Linked DNA regions of Homo sapiens: region 2 is linked to region 1. The links are chromatin contacts, found by Hi-C or POLR2A ChIA-PET in ENCODE. All regions are on one chromosome and are shown on one strand. The core of a region is the stretch at or near the end of the contact, and the rest is flanking DNA. Distances in the headings are between cores, read along the strand shown. Region 1 holds the start of ITGB3BP (integrin subunit beta 3 binding protein). Region 2 overlaps PDE4B (phosphodiesterase 4B).

Region 1 (5,625 bases), core at 1,688-4,187:
CAGCTGGTTAACAGACTCAAGATTCAAATCCTGGTTTGTCTTACTCCAAAGTCCATGATTTTTCCACTTCAAATCTTTAAAAAGTGAAGGTTTCAACCTAGATAGAGAAATGACTGTGCCACTAATTTCAGAATGTACACAGAAAGAGGAGCAAGATTGGAAGGGAAGATGATTAGCCTAATGAAACCAACAGCAGCATTTATCTAATTCATCTGTTTCCTCCAAAGGATCAAAGAGAAGGCAGAGAAAGCTACACTTAGGGAGGACTTAAGATAGGTAATCTCTAAATCCTTTTAAAAAACATTTTAAGTAGTACATACTAAATGAATAAATGTAATACTAATGAATAATGGATACTAATGAAAAAATGTAAGCTGTGCAAGTTATAAAACATTAGAAAATAAGCACGCATAAACTCACCACATAATTTAAGAACTAGATCATTACCAATATGACTGGGTATACATGCATCTATTTGCTTCCCCCAAAAGGCATCTATTAAACTGTATTTATCATTTCTCTGTATTTATCATTTCTCTGCCTTTTAACAATAATCTTATCATATACATATATAACCATAAGTAGCTTATTTTTGCGTGTTCTTAAGTTTTATAAGGATAACAAATGTAGTCTCATACAAATTGGTTATTTCACTCATTATGTTAAGATTCATCCATCCGCTCTATTGTCACTGAACATTTGCTGTTTCTTATTTATTTTAGATTCATTTGGACCATATATATTTTCACAACTACTCATTGTTGTATTGAAGTTTTTTCTGCTCAAGGTTCTAAGAAATTAGAAAAAAGATAGATCACACCCTCCCGTAAGTTATATTACACATTTAGTCTTCCAAATACATACCAAATAGTCACCATTTCAACATCACTTAAAAATGAATCCACCTGCATATGTAACTTGCCAAGATAACTATTTGCACCACTCATTTATGACCTCACCAGTAACCACATTAAAAAAAAAAAAAACACTTAATTTACTAACAATGATGGAGATTCTCTACTAACATGCCATTACGTTTTATGCATTACTTAACTGTTGATTTAGTCTTAAATCACTTTGCTAAAACTTAGAAAATTAGCAAAGTAATTGCTAGTTTCACATATATATTAGCTATATATGTGAGATGTTAACCTCAACTTTAAGGTTGTGTATTTATTACCAGAATATACTTATCTAAAAGCCTAATATAACATCTTGTGTGCATATGTTAGGAAGACAGTTGTCAAAAAGGTCCACTTTTAGGCCTGACACAGTGGCTAACTCCTATAGTCCCAGCACATTGGGAGGCTGAGGTGGAAGGATCACTTAAGCCCAGGACTTCAAGACCAGGCTGGGCAACACAGGGAGACACTGTCTTTACAAAATAAAAAAATTAGGCATGGTGGCATGTGGGAGCCCAGGAGGTAGAGGCTGCAGTGAGCTGTGATCACAGCACTGCACTCCAGCCTGGGCAACAGAGCCAGACTCTGCCTCAAAAAAAGAAAAAAAAAGTTCCACTTTTCATAGTTTTTTGGTTCCCCACTCCTATACACAGATACACACAGTTCAGGAGGTATTACCACTTGTTTGGCAAATACACCTCTGTTTTCACTGTATTCTTAGGGATTTTGTGTGTGTGATTGTGTGACATTATCTTTGCAGCTTTGTTTATTTGAGAACTGGATGATTTTTCTAATGCAAGAGTAGGGAAACAAGTCTCTTTGCTTAATTCTGGGGAAAGGAAAACCTCCTCAATAATCCATAACTTTTAAGGGCATCAGTAAAACATGCATTTATTGGCAGCTGTGTTGAACACCCTATTAGGTGATGGGTTTCTTTATCTGTAAAGATAATAGCAGCCCCCATCCCCTAAAGTATTTTAGGATTCAATGAAAAAACGTAGATAAATTGATTAATACAGCACCCACATTGTAATTCAAGATTCAATAAATATAGGTTATCATTTCTGTACAGCTTTCCCCTTTCATGTCAATTCCTATTTGATACAAAAATTTCCCCAGCTGTGTTACTTTGCATTTTACTTAATCCTGAAATAAACTAAGGAACAGGTTACACTAGAGGGGGTACCTAAATCAACCTGAGGACAAGGACGGCCAAGGAGAAATTACAGGTGTTTGATATCCACCCCACTCCCCCAACCTTTAATGGCTTTTTTAAGTTTCTATAGGGTAGCAACTATTTTATGCATCTCAATATAGGATGGATGAAGGATATGAAAAACAGATGAATCTTATCTAGCACAATGCCTATTCCCACTATGGTCATTCTCAATAATCAGATTATTGGTCATAGATGGGAATTTAGAGATCATGCAGTACAAACTTATTTGTGTAAGTAAAAAAAAACGAAGCTCAGGGTCGATAAGTGACTTGCCCAACAGTGAAAGAGTCTTATCTGGAATCCAGGTATCTAGACCCACTCAGTCCATGAGTTCTCCCACGGGTTTACACGAACGCGCCACATTAATGAAGGCAAGGGACTGACAAACTACGAAGGCGTGTTTTCATCTACTCTGTCCCATCCTGTGTGTCAACCTTATTTATGTTATTTCAAGTTAGACATCACCTAAATACAGCCCACAGTTTACGAAATCTGTCAAAAGCATCGTAGAAACAGAAAGCGAAGGAGGACTATCGTATGAGTACCGCTGGAGGAGACGTAGAGTTGAGGGTACCAAGCGAAGGGAATTGCCTGTGGACAGAGGAGACAAGTTCATACTCCGAAAAAATAGGAAAACGAGAAAGGCTACTGGGCCACATAATATCTTCTCTTCTTGCAGAGGGCCCCCAAAACAGCAATACCTGGGGAGGAGATACCTACGGCATTCTGAGATTCGGGAAAGCACCACTGCCGCTGAATAAAACGAACCCAGCAACTTCCGAAAACAGAAAATCCGCCAAAGGAAACGCCAAGGCATGAAAAGCGCGCGCTGGACGTTGCGTCAAGCCCACCGCGGCCGGGCGGAAACATCCTCCCCGCGACGAAGGATCCGGGTGTGCGCGAGCAAAGGAGCGAGCGGGGAGTTCTAGGCCCAGGACAGCACCTATTTCCTGCTGGTGTAACAGAGCACCTTCTCTCACTACTCTGGCCATACCACCCCCGCGATAGAGGAGCAACACAGCTGTCTCTGTGCGCTCCGGATCAGCGCTTCCTAGATTTCTAGCCGGATCGTTTGGAGAAGGGCTCTGCATCTTATTTCCGGTGGCGGTGAGGTGCAGTTGCCATGGTGATTAGAGAAAGGCCGAGATCTGTCCAGCTGCGGTGAGAGGAACGCTGAATCGCCGAAGAGAATTGGCTGCGCTTCCTTGTTTGTGAGCTAGAATTAGGTAGCAAACAGCTCGCTGTCTCTGTCTCTTCGCTCCCTCTGTCCCTCTCTGTGCAGCTGCTTCTCCTTCCTCTGCTTTGTCTACTTCTCTGTCATAAACATTTGGTCCATGTATGTACCTAAAATGTACATGTAAATGCGGTTTTATTTCCAGAGGAATACAAAAATAGAGAGATGGTGCCCGAGATTACCTGTGACGGTATTTCACTGTGTAGGGACGGTGACTGGACGGCTTTCTGTTTTCACTTGGCCCTGTAGAAGCCTTAGGCGCTTGTTAACAGTTTATTTTTCTTGCTATTGTGTGGCTGGTTATTTATGGAGCCGTTTGCTGCAATGTACTCTCTAGGCCCCTGTCTCAGTCTCGGGCCGGAGTTTTAAGTAAGGGAGGTTTCCAAGCCTGCGGGGGGTGCAATTATATGTTTATTTAAGCTTTAGTTTGGTTTCTCGTCACAGAAAGGAAAAGAATAAAATTCTGGCACATTTCTGCCTTGGGATTTCCATGTGAGGGAGTTGCCTTGTTTGGAAAGAATATTTGAGGACGATCCTAAAATATACTTATATTTTAAAATTGCTTATTGCAAAGTGAAATTCATTCTCCCTTACTTCTTGAAACAGTTTTCTTTCACATTTGTGAGGAGATGCATGCACACATATGTGTTTAGAACTCTGATGCTTAATTATAGTATTACCAATTTGCAGTAACCAGACTGTGACACCACATCCCTGTGGGGTCCTTCTAAATCTGGTGTAATATGAAAGTGTCAGGCAGGCGGCCTGCGTATTATAAATAGGGTACTTCATCCATGATAAGCAATTATTATCTTTCTTTCCCAAGTGTAAATGATCTATATAATTCGAAAAGGTGCAAGTGATTTAGGCCTCCTGAGTAGGAATGCAATGAGTCCTGAAGGGGACCCTACCTGTGTTATCTTATTATTGAACTTGAAATATTCAATTTATTAGGTTGGAGATCTATTTTTAGAAGTCAAAGCTGGGTAGAGTAATATTGGAAGCTGTTAGACCACCAGTAGAATCTAATACCCCATAGTAACCATTGTTCAGTACTATATCCACATTAACAAAGAAGAAACTGTTCGTGAAATTTACGGCTTTTTGCCACTTACTGCTAGCTGGGTGACATTGCTACCCCTCAATTTCCTCATCTGTAAAACGGACAAAAAAATACCTGACCGCTGTAATAGGGATAAGACAAGATGTATGACAGTTCTTTAAGCTCTTATGTACAGAGGTGCTATACAAACCCCAAATATTGTTATTAATAAAGGAACACAGTAAAACTATGATAATGCTATAAATAAGACTTTTAAAATATAGCTATTTGAAATGTGGGGCTGCATTATTGAGATGTTAATGAAATGATCTTGTTGATCCTGCTGTGGAAGATGGGTGTCAACTACCACTCATATCCCGATTCTCATTATTCTGGAGTTTCTCATTATCTGCAGTTTATTTAGCACTTACTACGTGTCAAGCAATATTGTATATGCTTCACATGTATTAACTGATTTGCTCCTCTTAAAAACCTGATGAAGACTGTCATCTGACTTTCGTATTTTGAGAGAATAGATGTGTGCTCTTCCTTTGTTCAGTGATTCTTCTCTTGTGTATATCTTTGTTCTTTTGGCTATTATCACATATTTGAACAATTATATATATACATATGTATATATCTAAAATTAGAAATTAACTGCCAAAGGCTTATTCTTGTTTAATATATAATACGTCCATATACAACTATAGTATTCGTCTTTTACTTCCACATATAAAACTTTTAATATCTTGATCTTTTCATATATGTTATAAATTTTCTTCTATGTATAAAATCTTGATTCTCCTCCCTGTATTTGAAAGACATGGTGACATTTGTGTTTTAGTGACTCACATTGACAAACACATTTTTAAATTATTTTCCAATAGAATGGCGATCAGTCCACGAAGCGATGCAACTTTCTCCAGTCAGAAATCAACACCTTCAGAGAGTCCTCGAACAAAGAAATTTCCACTAACTGAAGAGGAAATATTTTATATGAATTGTAGAGCTGCCTACTTAACTGTCTTCAAAAGCAGCTTGGAAAACATTATTTCTAAAGATCAACTTTACTTAGGTAAATTTTTAAAATTTTTAAATCTTTCACCTTTTTGTTGAAAGTTAATAAATAGGTCCGAAAGACTGAAATTAGAATTACCTTGTTGAATCATCCCAGTTTCTTAGTGAAGCTTGAGCAATGGAACTACAGTAAGCTATTATGTCATATCAT
Region 2 (5,625 bases), core at 1,020-3,519, 2.8 Mb after region 1:
ACGGGTGAGGATTCCAATCCCTCAGGCTTCCGCTCCTCCTTTATGGTGTTGTGTGCAGGAAGCAATGAAAGTTGAATAGAGCTAACCCTAACAAAAGGGCTAACCTTCAATGCTGACACAGTTAGCTTAAGTAAAAAGCATGCAGCCTCAGTCATTTTCTAGTTCTACAGTGGAAAGGTTGTCAGGGAAAGCAATTATTTAGTGCATGAATGATGCCCAACTGACAGCTAAGATTAATTTTTAAAAATATCTCTTTTTACTTTACTACCTTTAAAAAATTATTGATTATTCAGATAATTGTCTCAGGTTAAGCTTGAGCATAACATGCACCATGACACATATGATATAAGGCAATGAGGCCAGGGAGTGGTGGCTCACGCCTGTAATCCCAGCACTTTGGGAGGTCGAGGCAGCACTTTGGGATTGCTTGAGCCCAGGAGTTCGAGATAATGCAATGCAAACATTTTTGTGGCCACCAGAAAGAAATTGATCTACACCAGTTCTTTGGGAACTGAATTATCCATGGCAAAAAAAAACTATATTCCATATTCAGTTTTCAATGTTGCTGAAATTATCTGAGATTTCCATCCAAGTTGACATCTTAAAACTTTATCATGATCATCACTCCCTTTACTATGTAGTCTTATTTGGCCATATTTTGCTTACCCTTATCAACTAAGGAGCCAGTGTAAATCTCTGAGTTGCAGATCTGGAAGTGATGTGAAGAAATGTTATAGAGGGAGTGTACTTATCAGTGGTATCCACTACATTTTTGCAAAAACTCTGTGTTCCTAGTTCTGTTTCAGCTACGTGGCCACTAAGTTTTGTTTGCAATGTCTGATCTTAAGAACAGCGATAGGTGAAATTGTGTTATGCTGAGGGGTATTTGGGAATTACATAAGTGCAGTCTACATGCAACTGGTAGAGAGTTAACTGTGTTTGGTGGAGGAAAAGCAAGCATCTTTCATCTTTACTTCATCTAGGTAGGGTTGTGCTTTTTTAGTTTGTTTGTTTTCCTTAATCCTTTAAATTTTGAAGAAAACTGAGTGATTCAAATCTCCTAAAAGACTTTCTCAAATGTACTTCATAGCCTAGAGAGTTAGCTAAGAAACATCGTCCTCTGTTTGGCCCAAATTTCTCTGATCCCTTAATGCTGGCCACAGTCCAGATGGAATTCCAGAATTTTAGAGAATGGTGCTGCCAGGTAGGTTAGTCTTGTAAATTATTTTCCTCCAAGAATTACTAGAAGATGGAATAAGTTCAGCAGAAGTTTTACAAGGCAATGGTATTGTTATTTAAGATGAAAAGGATGGCTAGTGAACCTCCTGCCAGCTGCCCAAATTCGATTAGACATGTTAGAGCTAGCCGTTTTGCTTAACAACAGATTGCCTTCTTAGAATTGTTCATTAATTTTGTGTTTCAATTTTCATCACCTCCTGAATTAGAAGAATTGTCTTACACTTCAGCAAAATGCATCAGAGCATGAGTTCCTCAGTGGCAAAACAGTCAGATGTTTTGAAAACAGGATGCTTTGGCTCTCCATTATAAAAAGAGGAACGGAAAGAGAAACAGTATAGAAAGGAAGAAAGCAAATAGCCTCAGCAGGGTCCCCAGCCCAACAACGGCATAAACAGTGACCTATCTTCCTGACCTTCACTGTGGCTCAGTTCCTGACCTCGTGTCACCAAAGCCAACCAACGTCATTAGAGGAGGATAGGAGGAATGGCGCAGCTGCTGTGAGGGTGACTACAATTTCCTGTCTCCTTCCTGACAGACGCAGTCAGTAAAGTACAGGGTTGCAACAACAGTGGCTGAGGAAGGACCAACCCAGAACAATCCCAGGGAGGCGTAATTGTGACTGGCGGGGAATGGGGAGGTGTTCCTTCCCTCATTGTACTGAGAAACCTAGTCTTTCACCTAGAATTTTCAGGTGAAAAACGTCAAAAGGGTCATTCTTACCCAGAATGCTAAATGTTTTTCAAAAGATGAACATACTGTGGTATTCAGAAAAGCTATATTCAAGCAACTAGTCACTGTCTTCACTTCCCCCACAAACGCCCTCCACTGTCCTTTTCATTCTCCATTGGTTTGGCTCTGGGGCTGTTTTATATGCAGAACAAAGGTTGGGTGCTGCTGGGTGAAAATGGATATTCTGTTGTTGAAGAGTGGCCCTGTGTATTAGTACTTTTTTTTTAGAATGAAGCATTAGGACTTAGCACTTGAGTAAATGTTTGCTAAGATAGAAATGGAAGATAGATGGTCCTTCTTCTCTTAAGGCATTGTGAAGTCGGCTACAGATAACCATCATGAGGAAGTGAGTCCTCCTGGCTATGCAGGCTTATTTTTCCAGTTCTTCAGGTGCAGCCATACTACAGTACTAAACATGGAGCACAAAGGCAACTAATTGCCAGTGCTCTTGGGTTTGCAGGATAAAGTCACACTATTCTACCAGGCCCCGAGCCAGCTGGGAATTAGGCTGCATGACACTGGATGGTGATCATGACAGGCTGATTGCCCTAATGAGGGGTGAACCATTTTGTATTTAACTAAATAATCAATAACTATGGAAAATGCCAGCTCCTGCAGAACTGACAGGAAATAGATCTTACTGGCCAATGGATTCATCTTAGAACTCTGTAAGAGAGAGGGTAGACAGGCGCTCAGTCCTTGAAAGGAATATTCATGCCACTTTTGCCTAAAATGTAATGATATGATTACAGCAGTGCCGCCCTTAGCATAAGATGCATCCATTTGCTGGGCCCTGTGCTGTAATCAGAGGGCCTTAGCCTGGCCTTCCTTCTGCTGCCCTCCACCCAAGGAAGTAAGGAGTTGGCCGGGCCAAGGGAGCAGCTTTGCTCCCCTCTCTAAACTACATTTTGCATCTGCTGGACCCCCACATTCTCTGTCCAAATGGCTTTGAACCCACTTCCCGGCCACACAAGCCTCTTCCTGGGATGTGCTGCAGGCATACACACCCTTAGGCCTAAGGAGTTTAACCAAGAGGCAGCAATGAGAGGTGTGAAGAGACTTGTGTAGGAGGAACTTGGGTAAGCAGGCTGCGGTCCAGGGCTCACGACGGCTGCTCACAGGTCCCTGGAGATGGAAGGACATGGGGAAAGAGGAGGGCCAACCCATATCCAAGGAGTTCAAGAATTCTAAATTCAACCTGACCTTCCAGGCTGTTATGGAGGGATATCTGTCAAGGTAAAGGAGATAGCTCAATGTATATCTTTGTATATTTAGACTTACAGTGTGTGGCCCCACACATGTTAGAGGTGACCCTGGATTAGAGGGCAGAATAGAATTAAAATCAGTTCTGGTAGCCAGGTGGGCACTCACACATTTTTTTGGTTCAACTTTTCTCTCTTTACTGCTCAGATTTATATAGACTAAATTATGGAGGGAGCAAAATAAAGTGAAAAGAGCCTAGGAATAAGCCATGAGTTTGAGTTCTAGCCCTGCCTTTACTTAGGTATAGTAATATAGACAATAAAACTATTTGGAATCTTTCCATATTCTCTTCTATAAAACAAAATAATTGGAAAAGACCCAGCTCTTCAGTTTATTGATTGAATAATATTAGTAAACAACAGAACTACCTTTACAGGTGTATGCAAACATTGTGCTAAGCTCTTTACCTCATTCTGTAATCAATATTCACAGTAACACTTTGAAATAGGTACTGTTATTATTCCTGCTTTACAGATGAGTAAAGTGAGGCATACAAAGTTGAAATAACTTGCTTAAGGTAAATCATAGAGCCAGGATTCATATCCAGTCCATCTGACTTACCATCAATGATCCCAATGAGGCATATAAAGAAAGAAAAAAGTTTAGAGTTATTTAATAATTCTTCTAAGGGGATTTTGGATTGGTTGGTGGGTGATCTTGTTCTTTCAACTGTGGCAAGCATTATTAGTGAGGCCTAGTTCAAATTTATATTCTGTAGCTACCATACTCACAGCCTCTAGGATGGCCATTAATTGCCCTAAGCTCAGTCTTCTTGCCTGGGAAGCAGTGTAAGGGGAAAGAGCAATCGCAATTATAGAAAATGGTTATAAAGTGCTCATAAAAATGCAAATAATAGTATTAAACTAATCCATTGCCTATTTCAGATCAATTTGCTCACTTCACTATCTGTTTCTTAAAATTCTCCAACATAGCCTAAGATAAGATAGTAAAGGTCTGTTCAAAGCACTGTAGACTAACCCCAAATTCCCTTTTTCCCTGCTTCTCAAAATAAAAAGGGAAATAGAGATAAGCTATTCTTGGCCGGGCGCGGTGGCTCACGCCTGTAATCCCAGCACTTTGGGAGGCCGAGGCGGGCGGATCACAAGGTCAGGATATCGAGACCATCCCGGCTAAAACGGTGAAACCCCGTCTCTACTAAAAATACAAAAAAATTAGCCGGGCGTAGTGGCGGGCGCCTGTAGTCCCAGCTACTTGGGAGGCTGAGGCAGGAGAATGGCGTGAACCCGGGAGGCGGAGCTTGCAGTGAGCCGAGATCCCGCCACTGCACTCCAGCCTGGGCGACAGAGCGAGACTCCGTCTCAAAAAAAAAAAAAAAAAAAGAGATAAGTTATTCTTATTTTTTAATTTATATGATCATTCAAATGATTTGGGCAATTTCATTATATGCCACAACCTTTCCAAGGCATGGAACATGACCATAAAACAGAGAATTAATGCTTCAGTAATATGTAAGGGAAATTTTTGGAAGTAACATGTCCACTGTTTTCCTTGGGCATTGTCTTCAAATAAAGATGAAAGAGAAGATTAAGCTATTTATTCTTTGTCATTGTTTCAGTTACTCTTTCTATGACAAAATGGAGTTGTATTAGTGAGTATTAGTATTAGTGCAATTCAGTATTCCAAGTTCTAGTCTTCTCAAAACTTAGCAAATCAAAGAGTTTGAAAGTTATTTGGTGCTTTGTAGTAAGTTTGATTTGTAATCTGTTTTGTTTTATTCAAATAGTTCTTCATTGGTTTTAACAGAACCATTTCTTTACTCAATGGTAATCCATTTGGCCCAATCTTTCTGCCTAACTCACTTGAAAGTCCTCAAGTGAGCAAGTCTCTAAAAAACAAACAGAAATGAAGAGGACATTGCCTTTGATTGTTTTACCTCTGGCTACCTGATAAGAGAGCATAATAGTCTCAAAATCTGATAAATAAATCATTTTAAGGGGAGTATCTTTCTCCACATTGGGGAAAAAATAATAGTTATGTTTAGATTGTCAAATGTAAATGTAAATGTAGAACACTAGTCTTCAAAAATAGAATTCAACCCGTTAGCAGAATAAATGTTTAGTCTCCATTTTTTTAATACTTTTTTCTCATCTTTTAAAAATTGTTTAGTTTTTTTTTGTTTGTTTTTTTTGTTGTTTTTTTTTTTTTAGAATATGTCCGAGTCTAAAAGGCTCCTAGGTTGTATGCCATTGTTGTCTATGAAAGAAAAACCAAGGGCGATGGTGCTTGCATTTGCAGTATTCTTCCAAAACATTTTTCTTCTGAGTAAAAGTGTGCTCAACAAGTGGAGATAGCTCAGACATCTGGAAGCCAGGACTTACTAAACAAGAAGATGCCAGGGCAAATTTGTGCCACAGTCAATAGGTTTCACACTCT

Evidence for each region. A loop is a pair of places that touch in the nucleus more often than their neighbours do. ChIA-PET counts read pairs that join two places held with the same protein, here RNA polymerase II (POLR2A). Pooled maps may share reads with other maps.
Region 2: a pooled map shows a loop between it and region 1 (2.3-fold over the local background). The contact joins the enhancer-like site here to the promoter of ITGB3BP in region 1. A Hi-C loop is called at or near these places in 5 of 50 pooled maps. POLR2A ChIA-PET finds 5 or more read pairs at or near these places in 2 of 52 experiments (GM12878 and activated naive CD8-positive, alpha-beta T cell).

What each region holds. Positions count from the first base shown.
Region 1 is chr1:63,520,288-63,525,912 of GRCh38, forward strand. It overlaps ITGB3BP (integrin subunit beta 3 binding protein), which reads right to left and starts at 2,938. Exons shown (of 9, transcript NM_014288.5): 1 at 2,842-2,938. The coding sequence starts at 2,846. It overlaps EFCAB7 (EF-hand calcium binding domain 7), which reads left to right and starts at 3,238. Exons shown (of 14, transcript NM_032437.4): 1 at 3,238-3,347; 2 at 5,285-5,472. The coding sequence starts at 5,286. RefSeq lists enhancers at 2,337-2,960, 3,122-3,201.
Region 2 is chr1:66,334,467-66,340,091 of GRCh38, forward strand. All of the region lies in intron 8 of PDE4B (phosphodiesterase 4B), which reads left to right. Among named protein-coding and RNA genes, the nearest start is that of SGIP1, 200 kb to the right of the region's middle. RefSeq lists enhancers at 2,470-2,519, 2,580-2,629 and a silencer at 5,520-5,625. Within about 2 kb of position 2,270, at least 32 of the 41 ENCODE cell types and tissues checked have a DNase peak (open chromatin) inside an H3K27ac peak, as active enhancers do; they include GM12878, where a contact is called at or near this core.